2 separate regions of the Mus musculus genome follow, and region 2 is linked to region 1. Evidence: chromatin loops called from intact Hi-C (ENCODE). Cell type or tissue: left cerebral cortex. All regions are shown on one strand. Links, peaks and the distances in the headings refer to the core of each region. The heading gives the core; the rest is flanking DNA.

The links. Hi-C counts contacts between places; a loop is a spot of excess contacts. Peaks named below come from ENCODE experiments on the same cell type or tissue, not always from the same donor. Only the 100,000 strongest peaks of a DNase experiment are listed, where the experiment ranks them.
Region 2: it touches region 1 in a loop (5-fold over the local background); 1 of 42 quality-filtered maps calls a loop at or near these places.

What each region holds. Positions count from the first base shown.
Region 1 is chr1:119,451,974-119,456,363 of GRCm38, forward strand. It overlaps Gm46145 (a long non-coding RNA gene), which reads left to right and starts at 1,911. Exons shown (of 2, transcript XR_001779350.1): 1 at 1,911-2,171; 2 at 2,299-2,544. In left cerebral cortex, for the core only: no CTCF peak of the experiment used is centred there; DNase peaks (open chromatin) are centred at 2,072, 2,292 and 3,890.
Region 2 is chr1:119,377,706-119,382,095 of GRCm38, forward strand. No RefSeq gene overlaps it. Among named protein-coding and RNA genes, the nearest start is that of Inhbb, 42 kb to the right of the region's middle. In left cerebral cortex, for the core only: no CTCF peak of the experiment used is centred there; DNase peaks (open chromatin) are centred at 2,466 and 3,109.

The DNA of each region.
Region 1 (4,390 bases), core at 249-4,248:
CTTTGTTCATTAATGGAAAACACTGAGTTGGGCTGGCCCAAGGAGAAGGTCTAAAGCCCTGCTGAGGTGACAGCTCGGGGGAAGTACCTGTCCTGGTCTGGCAGGGTGGCTCGAGGGGTAAAGATGCTTGCTGCCAAGCCCAATGGCCTGAGTTCATTTCCCAGAACATACATGGTAGAAGGAAAGAACCAACTCTCACAAGCTGTCTTTTGATGTCCACTATGCCCACCATGGCATGTGTGTGCCCAACAGGCGAGCATGCTTGTGTGCTCACGTGCACACACACAAAGAGAAAAGGAAGGAAGGAAGGAAGGAAGGAAGGGAGGGAGGGAGGGAGGGAGGGAGGGAGGGAGGGAGGGAGGGAGGAAGGAAGGAAGAAAGAGGAAAGAGAGAGAATAAGAAAATTTAATTTTTAAAGTTTTCTGGGTCTGTTTTTCTTTAAGGAGAGGCTGGAGAGACGGTTCAGTGTTTGAGAGCACTTGCTGCTCTTCTGGAGGACCCAAGTTCAGTTCTCAGTGCCCATATGTAAGGCAACTCACAAGAGCCTTCAATTTCAGCTTCAGAGGACCCAGTACCCTTTCTGGCATCCCCACACACCGGTACACACATGCACAAATTCACACAGAGATAAATGCGTACACAATTATAAAATAAAAATTTGAAGAATTAAAAATAGATCACATGTGTATCACATACCAGGCAAGGCTCCTTACCCAGAACGGTGGGAAGTCTAAGCTGGTGAGTTGAGTTTTGTGCCTGGTTCGTGTGTGTTGGGGGGGGGGGGGTTGTATGTGTCCATGTCCATCTGAGTGTGCACATGGGTATACTTGCATGTACTGGCCAGAGGTTTATATCTGGTATCTTTATCATTCACACTGGGTTTTTTTGTTTGTTTGTTTTTGTTTTTGTTTTTGTTTTTTTTGAGACAGGATCTCTCACTGAACCTGGAACTGTCATTAATTCAATCCATTCATTCATTCATTCATTCATTCATTCATTCATTAGGCTGTGTGGCTAGCGAGCCCAGAGAGCCTCCCTATCTCTAGTCCTCCAATACCAAGATTATAGGTGTGTGCTATCACGCCCCACTTTTACACAGGTGCTGGGGCGTCTGAAGCAGTCCTCATGCTCGCACAGCCAGCACCTTACCCATGGGGCTTCACCCCAACCCCAAGCCACTTTTCTCTCGCTGTCTGATCCTCCTACTGTGTGACCTACTATGAGCTAATCTCTCATGCTCTCTATCCCCAGTACTCCGACACCTGCCAAAGGAGCAGAAGACAGTTAAGCATGGCAGTTGCCATCTGAAGGGCTCCAAAGGACTCAGAAGTCTGTGCCAAAGCACCAAGCTCCATGGCTATGTGGCTGGGGAACAGTGGCTGGGCTCTGGTCTGGAAGGGTCCTCCAAAGTAAAGGTTTGGCCTTAGTCTGGCCCCCTATTCCCTACAAAACAGCTAATCCTGGAGATGGAGGGAGGAATGCCTAGTGAGTAGGAACATTCGCTTCAAAACCACAAGAACCAGAGTTCAAATCTCAGCCCCTAGAGAAAAAGCAGAGCACGGCAGCCCATGTGTACACCTGCAACCCCATTTTTACAGGGGTATGCCAGCCTAACTCCAGGGTCTAGGAGATATCCTGTCTCAAAGGAATGAGGCAGGGTGTGATAGATATCCAGTACCCTCCCCTGGTCTCCACATCTGCACACTGACACAATCACACACACACACACACACACACACACACACACACACACACACACACACACACACACGTATATACCACACACACACACTCACATACACATACCAAAAAAAAAAAAAAAAAAACCCCAGCACACCCATACCTGCTTGTGTCCCTCCCCCAAACTTGCATCACAAACAAGCCCATCAATAGGCCTTTGTTTCAAGGTTCTGTTTCTACACACCCTTCCCATGTGTTTGAGAACCGTTTCCCATCTCCTCTGTCTTCTCAGCTGCTTTGAGCACAATAATAAGAAGCCTCAGGCTAGGGTGGAGGGCGTGTGCCAAGAACAGGGCTTGGCATGAGGCCCATGGCTTCTGAGGCTGCCCAGTCAGTGAAGTTAGAGGAATAGCAGGGAGCGAGGCCTATGTCTTCTGATCCCCTCAACCCAGCTCCTGAGCTGCTCAGGAGTCCCACGAAACCCTGAACAGGTGCTCACACCTAGTCACCAAACCTCCATAACTACCTATCCCTGTCTCTCACCCAATATAAGGTATCTGCCCCCACCACACCCCGTGGGAGGGTCGCCTGCTCACAGTTGCTTTTTCTGTTCCCCAGGAAGTCTGCACCCCCATGCAGAATGCATTGCCAGAGCTGTTGGAGTCAGAGCCTGGGTTTCTGCAGCCTTAACAAGCCAAGTTTGGTCTTCCGTCTTCAGTAAGACCAACTGAAGAGTCAAGCAATAGTGGAAAGCAGAGACAGGAGGTTCGGTTTATTCTCTGTGGGAAGAGGACGGAGGTCCAGCAATCCTCCAAGTTACTTCAGGGTCCTTTCAGTGTAAATAAAGAGCAAGAGGTGTACATAGCTTAGCAGGCCTGGTCAAGGTGTGGTCCCACCCATCACTGACCCATCACTGTCCAGACTCCACTCTGTCCATCAAGACCATCGGGTGAACTGTCAGAACCCTGTGAGCTAAGTTTCTTCTCTGGTTGGTACCAGGACACCAGCCTTTTTCTTCTCCCAGCCTGAGACTCCTGGGGAATTCTAATCTCCCCAGGTCCGCTGTCTCGATAGTCTTAGAGCCAAAGCATGAGAGCTTCTCAGAATATCTTGGCTTCTGCCAATAGCAAATGTGCTGCAAGGGTGAGCCACATCAGGGCATCTGTAAGAAGGGGGCCTGGGCTCCACCCTTGCCTTCAGCAAACCACTTATTATATAGCTTGCATTTCTCACTGTCTACTAGCACAAAGAATACAAGAAAGAGATGCACTGCTGTTGCTCCCGACACCAAGAGGATATTTAGTAAGTGGTCCCATTTATACCTGTGATGAAATGCTATCTGTTTTTCCAAGGGTCATCACAGGTCAGCTTCGACCCCACAGAGGAAGCAGAAGAAATGTTGTCTCCCTTGTCAGGGTACGTGGGGAAGATGGGGCAAGTAATGGGACAAGGAAGGACCCTTCCCTCAGTGGCCACCAATCAGGTTGTCAGGCCTGGGATGGTAAGTGGGGATTATTGCAGCACTCAGGTAGAGAAATGGTGACTATGGACCAGGCTGGTTTTTTGTTTGTCTGTCTTTGAGACAGCATATCACATTGCCTAGGCTGGCCTTGAATTCAATATATAACTGAAAATGACCTATATACTCTACCTCAGCCTCCCAAATCCTAGGCCACAGCTATGCTCCCCCACAACCTGACTCCTGCCAGATTTTAAGATCCATCTTAATCGAGGACGATGGACATGCCCGGCTAGGTAGGCATGGTTCAAGAAGTTTCTTAAAGGCAAGTCCTGAATGAATATGGAGAGAGTAGCTAATTAGAGTGGGGATGGTAAGACAGATTTACAGTGCATGTGTGTGTGCACACATGTGTGTGCATGCATGCATGTGTATGTGTGTACATGTACCATAAAATGTGTATGGAAACCAGAGGAAAACCTTGAGTGTCCTTCCCTCCTGGTACTTTGTTTGAGACAGGATTTTTTTCTTTTTGTTTTCAGGGTTTTTGTTTGTTTGTGTGTGTGTGTGTGTGTGTGTGTGTGTGTGTGTGTGTGTGTGTGTGTGTGTGTTTGTTTTGTTTTGTTTTCTGAGACAGGGTGTCTTTAGCAGACCAGGCTAGTCTCAAGCTCACAGAGATCCACTTGCCTCTGCCTCCTGAGTGCTGGGATTAAAGGCACCACCATGCCTAGCTCAAGACAAGATTTCTTTTTGTTCTCTGCTGCCCACACCAAGTTAGCTGGCCCAGTTGCCAGAGAGTCTTTTCTTCGTGTTTGCTTGTGCTAAGGGCATTTTAACCAGCTCCCTACCTGCATCTCTCTCTCTCTCTCTCTCTCTCTCTCTCTCTCTCTCTCTCTCTCTCTCTCGATATGAGATCTCTCACTGTCCTGGCTTAGCTAGACTAGCTTGCCAGCCTAGTGGCCCCTGGCTTGTGCACGTGCTCCCTGAGCCCTCGGTCGTCCTGGCCTGGTTGAGTGGAAGTCGGTGACTTATAGCTGCAGCCATGGAAATAGAACACCCTTGAGAGATGGCAAGAAAGGCACCTGTCAGTGACTAGCAGCCAGGGGCCAGGCCAAGGGAAGAATGTGGCCTCTATGACATCTCTTCTGGAGGGGAGGACACTCTCAGTCTAACCCATGACACCCTCAGTCTAACACATGGGAGTCCATTGCAGAAGGGCAGAGGAGGGAATGGATGGTGTTTCACTAGCTT
Region 2 (4,390 bases), core at 121-4,120, 74 kb before region 1:
AGGATGCAGGTCTGATTCCCAGAACCTACACTGCAGCTCATGAAAGTCTATAACCACAGCTGCAGGGGATCGAACACCCTCTTCTGATCTCCACAGGCACCTGGCAAATATGTGTGTTCCACAAGCATATATGAAGGTAAAACACTCACACACATAGAATAAATAATTTTTTAAAAAATAAAGTGACATAGGAAGGAAGAAGGAAGAAAGGAAGGGAGAAAGGGAGGAAGGGAGGCAGGAGTTAGGGCCAACCTCCTGGCAGAGGAAGGCAGATCTCTGTGAGTTCAAGGTCAGCCTGGTCTATATAATGACTTCTAGGTCAAGACAACCAGAATATACAGTGAGACCTTGGAAGGAATCTGCTGTTTGTACCTAGGAAGACAGACAGCCCTGTGGAGTCATACCCCCTCCCACAGTGAGCCCTGCCTCAAGGAGCAGCAGGGAAAGCAGGCAAGAGCCGTTTGTTGCTGCTCTCTTCAGAATGTCTCTTACCACAGCAGAATGGAGGGTGGGAAGACAGTGTCTGTCTATTCAGAGGACTTCAGGTCCCCCTTCATGACGGGCAGGAAACCAAAACCGGTGCATCCTGTCTCCTCTCTACTATATCTCTGTTCCCTAACTGCCCTAATCCCTCTAGGTCCTCAGCTTCCTAATAGGGCCCCCATAGTCTTGCCAGCTTTCTGGCTACGTAGGGGACCAGAGGGGCAGGTTTGTCCCCAGCCTCAGGTATGTGGTCTTGGATGCCTGGGACAAGTGACCAGCAAGCATATGTGAATAAGCAAAGAACATCACTCTGACCAGCTATTTCCACCAGAGTGACACTTCCCACTTCTGTGGCCAATCAAGTGAGAGTATCGTTTGCAGCAAGCACATCCACGGTGACTGGAGAATGACCTGCTGGAATAGTATTGTTACACAAGGCAATGTTGCCTATGTCCTGAGGTCCTGGGAAACTGACCACAGCTCTCTTGAACGGGATGTGATTTACACATCCAATTAAAAGTGGAGACCAACAGACTCAAGGGACAGCTCCAGCCAGGTAGGAGTCAAGGCGTTCTGAGGCTCTACCTGCCTGAACAAACATCAGAGCAGGGTCTAGGGGGATATGGCCTCCCCTAGAGGATGGGATAGCAAGGAATGACCCTGTCCCCACTGGAGCATGAAAGCCAGGCGTGAGAGCCAAGGAGTCTGAGACATCCCTGTTTTGTGTAATACCCACAAAGGGATCCTATCATGACAGCACCTACTAGGCCCTTGTCCTAGAGGACAAGGAGAAGACAGCAGGTTTTCCATACTCATTAGGGGAATGTGAAGCTCATAAAGAAGCCCAGAGAAGACCTGTCAGGCTTGACAGCCTGGCCTCCTGGCCACCTGCTGCTCAGCCCCTTAGCATCCAACTGTTAGTCAAGAGTCCCTTGGCTCCCCTGGTATACTCCAAGCCTCCCAGGGTAGAACCAGGTCATGTCCATTTGCTAGGGCAGTGAGGATAATGTCCCTATCTCACTATCCTCGTGTGCTGGGTGAACAGAGGGCTTTATGTGTCTTGAGAACTAACAATGGCAAGCACCTCTCTGGGTCAGGCTCCTCGCTTCCTTGCACACCCCACTAGGAGGGAAAGGCTGGGTAAGCTTTACGCTGGTCAGAGAAGGCCCTCACACAGGCAAAGCAGGTGGCAGGTGGCCCTCCTATGGCTGTGTCTGGAATACTCGTGAAAAAAAAAAGCTGGCCAGACCTAGCTAAGAACTGGGCTGGCTACTGTGGGACAGGAGGTAGAGAAGGCTACAGTGGTGCCATGGGCAGTCTACCCAGGAAGTATATGGGGGCTGCACAGAGCAAGCATACTAGGGCCGGAGATGTAGCCCAAAGCCCTGAGTTCAACTCCCCAGCACTGCAGAAAGATCGGACATGGCTGGACCAACATATACACTTACAGTACTAGAGAAGCAGAGGTAAGATCAGAAGTTCAAAGCTGCCCACTTTGGGTTTTGTGGGGGGGGGGTGCCTTTTTTTTTTTTTTTGTAGGAGTTATCTTGCTTCCTTGCTTGCTCTTGGCTGCTTATTCTAAGTAAAATGGAGAAGTCAGAGGTCATTCTTAGCTACATAGTGAATCAGACTATCCTGGGCTACATGAGAAAGAGTCAAAGAAAAGACAATGGAGGGAGGGAAGGAAGGGACATGGAGTTAAGGATGGGGAGGTGGGCACCAGAGATGTGAACCAATCTATAGAAGCTGGTCCACTCTGGAGTAGGAATGCCGGAATGCAGAAGAAGGTGGGGTAGAAGCAGCCATGCCCCCCCCCCGCCCCCAGCAGTCCTGGTTCTGGAAAAGGTCCAGCAGACTGCATGGACATAGCACTACTCCCTCTGTCAGTCTCAGCAAGTGGCTACATGCATCTGCCTCTATCCCGCCAGCTCGTAGCCACCCCCACTCTGACCATACTGATCTACTCTGTATTCAGGAGACCTGTGGCCCCTGACAGATGGGGCTCCCGCCTCCCACAGGAAATCTGTCTCTTGACCAGCTGCCGGGGAATGCAGGGAGAAGAGTACCACTTCATGCCAAGCCATGAACTCCATGGTTCTTACCTTTAGCGTTGCTTTGCAAGGCAGGGAGTCATTCCACAACCCGGGCGTCCCATCCTACTGCATGGTTCAGCACTAGGCCCCTTGAGCTGGTACCTGTAACTGAGAGACTGGAGGCCTGGTTCACAATAGTTCCTCATTTACTATGATTGATAAATACTTGTTGGGATAAATGCATGCAAGCGTATATGCATGCATGAATGAATGAATGAATGAATGAACCAACAAATGGTACTAACTGATAGCATCTTCTCACTCTGTGCCAAGGGTTATGCTAAGTCTCTCTGTGTTATCTCATCCCCGTAGCAAGCCAAAGAGTAGCCACTGAAATGCGGCCCATTCCACAAGCAAAAGCTTGAGGTCCAACAGGTCCTATAGGAGCAGCACTCAGCCTTCATTCCCTGGGATCCTTCCACCATCCCTTGCTCTTGGAAAGCCTCTGGCTGAGGTTTTTGTGTGGCTTGACAGGATCTGAGATATTTCGATGCCTGGCACTGCTCCACCCAGGCTCCCGTTACTGAGTTAAGTGCCACTCTGCACACCCCCACCCACACTGGGATGAGGCAGACAGTAAGCCTTTCACACTCAAGCTTGAATTAGCCATCAGCAGCTCTCATGCAAGATGAGTGGAGTCCCCATTACAAACTGTGCTGTCTTAGTACTCTCTCACTGCCGTGAGAAAATACTCTGACAAAAGCAAATTATAGGAGAAAGGGTTTATTTTAGCTTCCAAGTCACGGTGCCTTCCATCACGGTGGGAAGGTTAGGGTGGAAGGGGCCTGAACCAGCTATCTACTTTCCATCTACAATCCAGAAGCAGAGAGTGATGAATGAATGTTAGCATATAGCTCAGTCTCTCCTCTGTATCCAGTCCAGGATACAGTGAATGGGACTGCCTACAGTGAAGATGAGCAGAGAACCGTCCCACATCAGCTAATACATCAAGACTGTCCCTCACAGGCATAACCAAAGGCTTGTCCTCCAGGTAACTATGGATTCTTTCAAGCTGTCAGCAATAACCATTGCCCGTGCCAATCCTCATATATTCCCTCCCATAAATACAGCTTCCTGTCTTTCACTGAATATCAGCCTAGATCTGGCTCTATGCTGGGAGTTGGCCACTGCTGTGCCCAGAAAAATTCTCAAGGGCATTCTGAGAGCCTGGTACATGCAGGAGGGGCTCAGGAGGTTCCACAGAGTGCTGCCAAAGGCCAGCAGTAAACCCCCAGCCATAATAAACTCACAAAGGACAATAACTTGGGAGTCAATAGAGTTAGCAAGGAGAGAGGTCCATCAGTTGAGAGAACACATTTGCTCTTGCAGAGGACCCAAGTAAAATTCCCAGTACTGAAATTAGGTAGCTTACAACTGTCTGTGACTCCATCCCCAGAGGATCTGATGCCCTCTTCTGGACTCTGCCAGCACCTTCACTCATAGACACACACACACACACACACACACACACACACACTCACTAGGCTGTGAGTGTGGAAAGGGCCCTGATCAAGGGCATGTTGAACTGACTAGCATTTGGCTTGGGAGCGACTTGAAATCCCAGCATTGGAAGGCAGAGACACCAATCCCCAGGACAAAGAGCTAATTGGAATTGGTGAGCTTCAGTTCAAGGAGCCACCCTGTTGCGATAAATAAAGGTTGCTTGTTGGGTAAGGTGCATGCTGCCAAGCCTGACAACCTCAATTCAATCCCTATGGCCTATAGGTTAGATGAAGAGAACCAGTTCCCACCAGTTGCTCTTTGATCACATATGCACACACACCTCCTCCTGACAAAACAAACCAACAAATAAA